2 separate regions of the Homo sapiens genome follow, and region 2 is linked to region 1. Evidence: chromatin contacts called from ENCODE Hi-C or POLR2A ChIA-PET data. All regions are on one chromosome and are shown on one strand. Each heading gives the region's core, a stretch centred on a gene start or an enhancer-like site at or near the end of the contact. The rest is flanking DNA. Distances are from core to core; before and after follow the strand shown. Region 1 overlaps MAP4K3 (mitogen-activated protein kinase kinase kinase kinase 3). Region 2 overlaps MAP4K3-DT (MAP4K3 divergent transcript).

Region 1 (5,634 bases), core at 2,189-4,688:
TTTAAATTGATACAGCCTGTAGTTCCAGCTACCTGGGAGGCTGAGGCAGGAGAATTGCCTGAACCCAAGAGGCAGAGGTTGCGGTGACCCAAGATTGAGCCACTGCACTCCATCCTGGGCAACAGAGTGAGACCCTGTCTCCAAAAAAAAAAAAAAAAAAAAAGACCTGAGCAAAAATCTAAGCTTCAGATTTCTATGCTGTAACCTACCTCTTTATTGGAGGGACTGAATGACACAGATGTCTAAAATGCATGGCACATAGTAAGGACTCAGTAAATGAAGCTAAAATTATAGCTTTTCATAAATAGGTCAATATATAAAATGTATTAAGGGTTAAAATTACAGTACTACGATATTATATTTTTTAATATTATATTTATGCTTATCATTCAGTTGCCAATTGTGTGGTTACAAGAACATCCATCAGGAAAATTGTTCTGAGCTTGTTTGGAATTGCACTGAACATCACACATGTGCTGTACAATTTTATATAAAATTGTACAACTCTAAAAAAAAAAAAAGACTTGTACAGAGCACTGGCATCTATCTAATCTTTGGCAAATTTACACATTTAAGTTTAAGTGGCTCATGCCTGTAATCCCAGCACTTAAGGAGGCTGCACTTTTGGCAGATTACTTGAGCCTCAGGAATTTGAGACCAGCCTGGGCAACATGGTGAAATCTGTCTCTTTCTTCTAAAAATTATTTTTTTAAAAAAAAGAGTTTAGATGTTTGTAGAAGTCAGGCACGGTGGATCAATTGAGGTCAGGAGTTCGAGACCAACCTGGCCAACATGTCGAAACCCCGTCTCTACTAAAAGTACAAAAATTAGTTGGGTGTGGTGGCTGATGCCTGTAATCACAGCTATTTGAGAAGCTGAGGCAGGAGAATCACTTGAACCTGGGAGGCAGAGGTTGCAGTGAACTGAGGTCAAGCCACTGCACTCCAGCCTGGGCGACAGAGCGAGACTCCGTCTCAAAAAAAAAAAAAAAAAAAAAAATAGAAAAAATCTTTAGCCGGGCACAGTGGCTCACACCTGTAATCCCAGCACTTTGGGAGTCCGAGGCGGACGGATCACCTGAGCTCAGGAGTCCGAGACCAGCTTGGGCAAAGTGGCACAACCCCGTCTCTACTAAAAATACAAAAATTAGCTGAGCATGATGGCAGGCACCTGTAGTCCCAGCTATTTGGCATTCTGAGACAGGAGGATTGCTTGAACCTGGGAGGCGGAGGTTGCAGTGAGCCAAGATCACACCCTTGCACTCCAGCCTGGGCGACAGAGCGAGACCTTGTCCAAAAAATAAAATAAAATTTAATAATAAAAAGTATGTACAGAAATGGGTTTAATTTGAGGTTTTTACAATTTGATGCACCAACAACCTTTATTATATTACATTTTAAAAGACATTTGAGTGTATGTGTAGTTTTTAAATTGTAGTTTTTAAAAAAATTCAGAATTGATTTTTATCTATTAAATTCGAGTCAGATGTTTGCAAAACACCTATAGCACCTTTGCAGAACATCTGTATCCCACTTTTCCTGAGTAGAGAAACAAAGATTTCTAAAAAAGAAATTCTTCACAAATTTTTATAATAAGACAGCTTTTTACAGTACATGTAAATGTATTACATGTACTAAAAATAGCTCTCTCCAGTTTTTGGCTTTTCATTTTCTCAATGATATCTTTTGGTAAACCAAAGTTACTAATTCAGTAATTGACTGCCACCTGTAGTTTGAGGTGCTAAGGTTGAATCAGTGGGGGCAAAAAAGCCAATTAAAATGTAACAGCATTTTCCTGTATGATTTGTTGTTTTTGTATTTCTTAAATCCCAAGGTCATATATTTCTATAGACTTCTATAGTTTGTTTTCATATTTAAACCCTTAACCCATTTGGAACTGATTGGGGGCCATGAGAAGGGGATCCAATTTATTTAATTTTTTTTTTTTTTTTTTTGGAGACCGAGTTTTGCTCTTCTGTTGTTGCCCAGGCTGGAGTGCAATGGTGTGCTCTCGGCTCACCACATCCTCCACCTCCTGGGTTCAAGCGATTCTCCTGCCTCAGCCTCCTGAGTAGCTGGGATTACAGGCATACACCACCATGCCTGGCTAATTTTTTTGTATTTTTAGTAGAGACGGGGTTTTATTATGTTGGCCAGGCTGGTCTCGAAGTCTTGACCTTGTGATCCGCCCACCTCGGCCTCCCAAAGTGCTGGGATTACAGGCAACGTGCCATGGCACCCGGCCTTTTTATTCTAATTTTAATAGATGAGCTAGTATGTCAGCACCAGTTTTGAACTCATCCTTTGTGCACTGATCTATAACAGTAGCTTTTTCATATACTAAGTTTGCCTACATATATTACGTACTCACTTTTATTTACATTTAGGAAATTTTCTGTATCAGCAAAAATCCCTGAAACCAAATGGTGCCAGAAGTGTTGTGTTGGTAAGTAAACTGTCCAATAGCATATAGCTCTCTGAGACTCCTCCTAAAATCTGGCATAAAACAGTACTACCCCAGGGCATTCTGCCAGCAATACTTTATTTTTCCTGCTTAAGTAGAACAAATTTCTTGGCTGTTTCATCTCTGTGTAGACTAAGCCTAATACATAGTACCTTGCAAATAATTTATTTGCAAATAAATGTTTATTAGCAAATAAATTATTTGCTAAACAAATAATTTATTGCCTAGGTAAATGGAGAAAGTTGTATGACTTTTTTTTTTTTACCACATTTTATCACACCCTGTTTTCCAAGGGTCCTGTTACGTACCATTCACCATTCTGCTTAGCAATGGCTTGTGAGATGGCATTTATTCCTTCAGCATGTATTTTTATGTTCACCTTCCTCTCACCTAAATTCCTCCCCCACCCCAATAACAATTAGTTGTTCTATTTGCATGTAGCCAGAGCAAAAAATGATTTCTTTCCCTTAAGTTACTATTATTATAAAAGGGACGATAAACACATGAGTCATTATACCACAAGTATAGTGTGGAAAGGACTCTAAACATAGGCTCACTGAAGAAGGTGGCATTTGGGCCAGGCCTCAAAATAAGGCAGATTCAGATTTGAACTGAATAGATGGAGAGTCATTTCAAACAGAAGAAATGACATAACATGTGGAGGCAAAAAAAAAATCATAAAGGTTACATAATAAATGCTGACTATTCGCTTAGCTGGATACAGATGATAGAAAGGAGAGTGGCAGATGAGTGTGAGCCATTGGCCTTGTGTGAGCATGTACTTATTACTGTGCAACAAGTAAGGAAGGAAGTCTTGTGCTAGAGCAGTAGCAGTGCAAATAGCAGGGAAGGAGTATCTGGGTGTGAAGGGAAAAGATGTCAGAGATGACTGAGGCCTCAAACCCAAAAGACTGGCAGAAGGGCAAGTGTTAACAGGAAGCGAGAACAGCTGGTTTAGAGCAAAAGAGGATGACAAGGTTGGGTTTAGACATGGTGGTTGAGTCTCTGTTAGAACTGCAGCAAATTTACTTGACTCTACCTGAGGACAAAGGGGCAGGTTTTTAGGAAAAGTTAATTATAGGAAAGAATTTCCTATATAGACTTCTCTGTTTTCTTTGGCGGGACAGTTTTGCTGTTCTCCTCCTCTGCCATTTAAATATTTCAAATCTATTTGAAGTGTGTGAACTTTACTGCTGTTCCCCTTTTCACAGTTCAGTTTTTTTATCTTTATTCCAAATATATTTACTTCACATATATTTACTTTACTTCTTCTGGTTTATAACCAGAAGAAAATTTCAAAATCTGAGGTAATTCAATTTTATTATTTGTAAACCAGTATTTTAAGGTTCGATTAATATCTGTGATGTTTTCTAGTGACCATAAGAATTGAATCAAAAGGGGGAAGATAGACAAGTGTTTTATTTTCAGAAACAAAACATTATTGCCTCTGAACATTACCACCAAAAGCACCTTGTGAACCACCCGAATGTGTTGTATCTTAGGAGTCTGACAACTTCTTCCCAAATTTACTTTGACCCTTTTATCAGAATGTTGCCACCTCAGGTAATTTTCCTACCATCATAAGACGAAAAGTCCTTCCTCTTACCCCACAGCCTCATTATAACCAGCAGTTTCATTTGTGCATACAAATAAAAATCCTGCAAGTTAAGAGGGCATTTCCTGCTATTACCTGAAACAGTATTTTTTTCACCCAGCCCTCTAATTAAGAAACTGAACTGGCAACCAGCTTTTGATTTTGTTTTATGTTTAGTTTGTTTAGTTTTGTTTGTTTTTTTGAGCATGCAATTATTGTCATAATGACTTTGTTTTATAAGAGAACTCATTTATATTTTTGCTTTGACAGTAAGAAATCCTTACACGGGCCATAAATACCTATGTGGAGCACTTCAGACTAGCATTGTTCTATTAGAATGGGTTGAACCAATGCAGAAATTTATGTTAATTAAGGTAAGCATAAAAGTCAGACTATCTTATTCTTACTATAAAAGCTTGTCAACCTTACTGTTCTTTAAAGAAACATTTTTTTCAGTTAATTTTCAAGTTAATTTAGTGATTTTAGATAATGTGGCAGGGTTGTAAAAATCTGCCCAGTTGTAAGCAACTTAATTGGCCTAGTAAAAGTTTTATAAGAGACTAGAGAAATAATGCAAGGGTATGGCGGTGGGGAGCTGGAAATAGTGTCTCACATACAGAGCCTGATGGCAGAAACAGGAAGTACTAAAAGATCAGTGAAATATTTTGAATACACTCTCTGGTTGACCTCCATCACAGCTGAAAACAACATACAGGTTGCAGTTTGGCCTAGGAGAACTAGGGGTAACCATAATGACAGGGAAACAAGTTGTTTTTAGTTATATACCCACCCATTAATTTACCTAGGCCTTTCCACAGATTTTTTTTATAGAATCATTTAATTAATGAATAATTTTTAAAATATTTACTGTTACTCATCTGTAACTTACATTTAAGGAAAAACTAACTTTTAAAATGTGTGAAGTACAGGCTCAGTTAATTACATCAAGGAAATACCAAATGAATTTTAAAAGTCATTTTCCATGCTATTATATATGGACTGAGTGGTCTTATTTCATGTGCATTTGATCTCAGTAGAAATTAGAGTCGGAATATAGCTGGAGTGGGGTTCTTCCTAAATTTTATAGTATTAAGATGTTTAAAGTATTGACTCCCTGTTGTTTAAAATCCTGTAAGTGACTAAGAAATCTAGTTTTCGTTTTCATATCAGTTTTACCCTCGAGATTCACTAGGGCTAAACAGATGAAAATATAGTTTCAAGAATTTGAAACCTATTGAAGTATTAATTTCACAGGTAAATGCACTGAAACAAAAATTATTTAAACTGAAAGCTCAGGGGAAAATAGCCTTATAAGTTGTCTAAAGCAGAACTACTGAATACAGCCCATTTATGGCAAACATTGTTTTGTTCTCAGCTCCTCTTTATTCTTGTTTATTTGACAAAAGAATGCTCTATCCAAGATGGAATGGTAAAGTCTACACAGTTTGATTTTTCATCAACCTCTTCCTTTCCTATCTTTTTCCTTTCTTTCTTCAGGCTATTTTAAATATGTCCCTCCTATTATTTTCATTCCTAACCTCTATCAAAATGAAAATGTTTCATCATATCAGTTATTC
Region 2 (5,634 bases), core at 1,449-3,948, 200 kb before region 1:
AGCTGGGATTACAGGCATGTGCCACCACACCCAGCTAATTTTTGCATTTTTAGTAGAGACAGAGTTTCACAATGTTGGCCAGGATGGTCTCGATCTCCTGACCTCGTGATCCGCCTGCTTCGGCCTCCCAAAGTGTTGGGAAGTGTTGGGATTACAGGTGTGAGCCACCACGCCCGGCTGGAGTAGCCATCCTTTTATTCCTTACTTTCTTAACAAACTGCTTTCACTTAAAAAAAAAAAAAAAGAAAGAAAGAAAGAAAGAAAAAAATAAAAGACCCTATATCTCTAATTAGAAACCTTAGGAAAAGATAAATTCTAAATAAAATCCTAGTCAATTAAATTCAAGAATGTATTTTAAAAAATAAAAATACCTCATAACCAAATAGAATTTACCCCAAGAATATAAGAATGTTTTGACATCAGAAAATATCTATATATTTGTTCATAATATTGCCTACATACAGAAAAACACACAAAAAAAACCCTCTATGGAATTTTTTAAAAAAGACATTCTACAAAAGTAAACATTCATTCATGAGTTAGTAAATTTTGTATATATTTTATTAGGATAAATTGTCCTCTGACCATTTCTTCATTCATTCATTCTTTGTTTCCTTCCTCCCATCTACCATTAAAAGCAAGGCTATAATAAGTATTTTCCTACAGTCTCTTTATGCACACATAAAATAACCTCTCTAGAGTGTATACTTAGAAGGAGCATTGCCTAGGGGAAGGATCTGCTCATCCTCAAGTATTTATAAATTGTAAAGGTTTGTACAAATTTACACTGCTACCAGCAGTGTATGGGAGCTTCCCCATATCAATGCCAACATTTTCAATACTTTTTACCCGAAATGAATGGGGATAAAATTTATTTATGAATTCTACCAATATTTATTGAGAACTTAGTATGTGTCAAGAACTGGAAAAGAGTAGTAGGTAATGAGGTGAAAAAGGTCATGGTGTGCAGAGGATGCATGTGGCACCGTTGTCATAACTTTGGCTTGAAGTGACATGAAAAGCTATTGGAGGATTTGATTCAGAGAAATGGCATGATTTGACTGTTTTGTAAGAATCACCCTGGCTGTTGTGTTGAGAACAGACTATAAGGAAGCGATGAAGGAAGCAGGGAGACTAGTTAAGAGGCTATTGCAGTAATTCAGACAAACAGATGATGGGGGGTTGGACCACCATAAAAATACTTCATTTAAAAATTTTGTATTTCCCAGAATTGCAGTGAGACCATGTTTATGACCATGGGTAGAAAAGGCCTCCTGAAACAATACAAAAAATACCAAAGTCATAAAGAAGAGGATTAATAAATTTTACTATATCAAAACTTTACATCTGTTCAACAAAATGAGATTCAAATCCAAAGGAGAGACTGGGTGAAAGTATTGTAATGTATGTAGCAAAGGACTTGCCTTTATATGTCCCCAGAAAAAAGACAAAATTGAAAAATGGGCAAAGAACATAAATAAGCAATTCACAAAGAAGGAACATGAATGGCAAACGAGCATCTGAAAAGATGCTCAGTCTTACTGGTTTTGGGGGGAAACAAAAAGAAGAGGATGCTATTTTTTATACATTGGATTGACAATAAATAAGAAAGACTGATGTGTTGGGAAGCATCTGGAAAAACAGACATTCTCTTACCGTATTCCTGGGAATATAAACTGGCCAACCTTTTTGGAGTACACATTGGCAGCAATCCTTCACACTTTGGATGCGCCTATCATTTGACCCAGCAATCTCACACCTTGGTATCCACTGTAGAGAGATACTTGCATATGTGCAAAAAGGAAGCAGGTACAAGGTTGTTTCACTATAGTACTATTTATAGTGGTAAAAACTGATAGCATAGCAACCTAAATGATCATCGAAAGACTGACACTTAGTGATGCATCTGACTTATGTGAGAGCATGCAGCAGTTGAAAAAAACTAAAATGTACTGACACAGAAAAATCTCTGAGAGATATGGCTAAACTTAAAAAAAAAAAAAAAAGCAAAGTTGAAGAACAATCCACTGTGTGATACCATTTCAGTCAAAACAAAACAAAGCAAAATTCCCTCACTGGCTCTCTCTCTGTCTGTGTATAGATATAGATAGATAGATAGATACATAGATAGATAGATAGATAGATAGATAGATAGATAGATAGATACATATACACACATATGTAGATGCAGATGTATGTACACAGATAGATCAATAAAGATATATAAATAACTAAAAAGATGAAAAGACACACTCCAACTTGAAATCAGTGTTTGCTCTAAGGAAGAACCTGAAATAGGGGTTGAAGGAGTAGGAGGAAGAAAAAGTTTTTATTCATCTTTCTTATGTGATTTTCTTAAAGATTCCTTGAAGCTTCACTATGTGTAGGAAAAGACCTTCCCCTTTCTAAGTTACTGTTCAGTGTCAGGCATCTGGGCCCCTGCACTGCATTCCAGACTAGCTGCATTTCTGGTGAAGCCAGTGATTCATCTGAGCATGCCCTGGGCCAGCCCCAGGTGCAGCTATTCTGTGCTTTATTCTAGGCTCAATATCCACCCAGACTGACCTTGGGCAAATCAGTTTCAGTTCCTTTCTCTTATCTAGCTCAGTTGTGGGGCAGTTACCTCACAATGGGATGAGAACGAGGATGCAAGCAAAGTATTCTATAAGCTGCCTCCTCAATCTTCTCAGTGCCTCTGGTAACCAGCCAAGCCAGTCTTGGCCGTGTGGAGGTGGACACTTCAGGGGAAATGCTTGCTGACTTTGTGCACTATTCGGGCAAAAGGGCAAGCTGGGGATACCATTGCTGGAAAATTTTTAGTGCAACCAAGTGTTCCCTACCCATCTGGCCAGCTAGATACGGTTTTTCTTGCACCCTTTTTCAGTAAATGTAGAGCAGATAAGACAGCCTTTTACCCCACAGATTAAGCCCTGGAGAGATCATCCATAAATTACAAATATAGATTGATTTGGGGTGGGGGTGGGGAGGGAAGGCAGGAGAGGACCTAAATGCCATAAACAAACTCCTAAGGAGAATGCCATGAATAAAAACTTCCTGTACCAGTCAGCAGCATCCTAATGAGAGGGAGTTCACATGTGTACAACAGCTGTGTAAATTATAAAGCTTAAAAGGTAGAACTAACCGCATCATACTACTTCCAAAACACTCGATTCCTTCCTTCTTTCTTCTTTTCTACTCCAAAATAACCTAAAACAATCCTATAACAATTACAAACTGGGGGAAAGGCAAACCATTCTGGGAAAGAAAAAAATAGCAGCTGCTCTAGATATCATTTTCAGATTTTGGCTAGGATTGTTTAAGTTATTTTTTATTTTCTTTTATTCTTGGCTGGCTTGACAGTCCTTCAGGATTTCAGCTGATTCCAAACACAGCTCAGTAAAGATCATTCCAGAGAAGTTTCATATTCCTAAGATTCCTTAAATTTCTCTTTCTTTTAACTTAGGAAATTAGGTTGAAAGAAGATGAAAAACAGCCCAGATTGCACCATTTCCTATGCAAGTTTCTTGCAAAGCAAGCTGTGTCCCCCTTTCCAACAAGAACAGAGAGACATAGTTCTGACTGGGAGGTGGGCGGTGGGTCCTCTGGAGCAGCAGCAGGACTATTTGTCTTTTGAAAATGCCCCAGCAGGCCCAAAGTCTGTCTGAAAACTTTTTGTAAAGGAGGAGGAGAAAAAAAAAATGAAATTCTAGTGAGCTAACCATCTAAAAAAGCCAGTGACTGCACTGTGGACTTCTTTCATGCAAGAAATATTTATTTTGCACCTAGGTGTGCCAGGCTCTGTTCTATATACTGAAGAGGGAGCAATAAAGACAACTAAGTGTCTGATTCCCTCAGAGTTTCTGTGCCTGGGGACTGTTACAGGAAAGCGGTCCTGATCCAGACCCCAAGAGAGGGTTCTTGGATCTTGCGCAAGAGAGAATTCAGGGCAAGTCCACAGTGCAGAGCAAAAGCAAATTTATTAAGAAAGTAGAGGAATAAAAGAATGGCTACTCCATGGACAGAGCAGCCCTGAGGGCCGCTGGTTGCCCATTTTTATGATATGCTAAACAAGGGGCGTATTATGCTAAACAAGGGATGAATTATTCATGCCTCCCCTTTTTAGACCATACAAGGTAACTTCCAGACATTGCCATGGCATTTGTAAACTGTCATGACGCTAGTGGGAGTGTAGTAGTAAGGACAACCAGAGGTCACTCTTGACGCCATTTTGGTTTTGGTGAGTTTTAGCCGGCTTCTTTACTGCAACTGTTTTATCAGAAAGGTCTTTATGACCTGTATCTTGTGCCGACCTTCTGTCTTATCCTGTGACTTAGAATGCCTTAACCGTCTGGGAATGCAGCCCAGTAGGTCTCAGCCTCATTTTACCCAGCTCCTATTCAAGATGGAGTTGCTCTGGTTCACACACCTCTCACAAAACCATGAAGACAATTCAAGGAAGCCCTTTCCCCTGTCTGCTCCCAGCTGGGTTTCAAGTCTCTTCCTTCTGTTGGTCCTTCTCTTACAACCCTGGTTTATTATACCCTTTACCCTTCCCTTATGTAATCACATGTCCCTTTGTAAACATCAAAGGAAAATAAGCAGGCCCAGGGAGCTGATGAAAATGAGAATGATGACTCATAGAAGGATGTTTTTCTATTTTTCACTTATACAAGCCTCTTCTGAAAAGAGCCTAGATGCCTTTTCTTTCTGAAACTAGTTTGTCTCCTCTATTGTAGTGAGTCCTCACTTTGGCTCTGATTATCAAAATCTACTCTCAACCATTCACTGCTACGTGCCTCCAGCTCACCTGGGCCCTCAGAGTAGTCAGGCAATCATTTCTTATTTCCCTAAGCAGCTTTTCTCCCCCCTTTCACCCTTCATTTAGGCTATTTTTAAAAATCTTCATACTCCCTAAAGTTCCATGCTCATATGCCACCCCAACGATCACATTCACCCACTATAGACAGTGTCCGTACTTCATAGACAAAATAGAAGCCATTGGAAAACTCCATTTCCAATCATGCCACCTAGAAGGTTCTCTGCATCTGCACGTATTTTTTTCCATCCTGCACAAAGAAAGGGTGTCCTCCCATTTAAGGTGAGTGCCTGCACCCAAGTTTTGGATACACCCCCCTTTAGTCTTCTCAGGAAGGGTCCTCCATCCGTTATTCCCTTCTTTACCTCGCCATTCATTTCTTCCCTCTGCTGGGTCCTTTCCTTCAGCCTAACACAAAACCCCTGGCCTCTCTTCCTACACACTTCTTACTAAAAACTGCCCAGAAACTCATCCAAGAATTAATGAACAAAAAAGGAACCAGAAAAGGATCTATATTAAAGATACTATTAGTTGACCATTGGATTTTTTTCATCCCCACGACTGTCTCCTTTTTATTCATATTCATCTTTCTGGAATATTTTCTCAACTCTATTTTGTTTTCCTTTTTCTTTCTTTTTTTTTTTTTTTTTTTTTTTTTTTTGAGATGGAGTCTCGCTCTGTCGCCCAGGCTACAGTGCAGTGGCATGATCCTGGCTCACTGCAACCTCTGCCTCCCGGGTCCAAGCAATTCTCCTGTCTCACCCTCCTGAGTAGCTGGGAATACAGGCACACGCCACCACGCCCGGCTAATTTTTGTA

The links. A loop is a pair of places that touch in the nucleus more often than their neighbours do. ChIA-PET counts read pairs that join two places held with the same protein, here RNA polymerase II (POLR2A). Pooled maps may share reads with other maps.
Region 2: a loop to region 1 is called in a map with no recorded cell type, with 5 times the contacts of the local background. The contact joins two enhancer-like sites. A Hi-C loop is called at or near these places in 3 of 37 single-sample maps with no recorded cell type and 2 of 50 pooled maps. POLR2A ChIA-PET finds 5 or more read pairs at or near these places in 4 of 52 experiments (BJ, OCI-LY7, WTC11 and 1 more).

The regions. Positions count from the first base shown.
Region 1 is chr2:39,264,000-39,269,633 of GRCh38, reverse strand. It overlaps MAP4K3 (mitogen-activated protein kinase kinase kinase kinase 3), which reads left to right. Exons shown (of 34, transcript NM_003618.4): 27 at 2,387-2,445; 28 at 4,328-4,431. Among named protein-coding and RNA genes, the nearest start is that of CDKL4, 23 kb to the right of the region's middle. Within about 2 kb of position 3,438, at least 3 of the 41 ENCODE cell types and tissues checked have a DNase peak (open chromatin) inside an H3K27ac peak, as active enhancers do.
Region 2 is chr2:39,466,980-39,472,613 of GRCh38, reverse strand. The region is part of intron 3 of MAP4K3-DT (MAP4K3 divergent transcript); the gene reads right to left. Among named protein-coding and RNA genes, the nearest start is that of MAP4K3-DT, 32 kb to the right of the region's middle. RefSeq lists a silencer at 1,705-1,754 and an enhancer at 2,607-3,107. Within about 2 kb of position 2,698, at least 15 of the 41 ENCODE cell types and tissues checked have a DNase peak (open chromatin) inside an H3K27ac peak, as active enhancers do.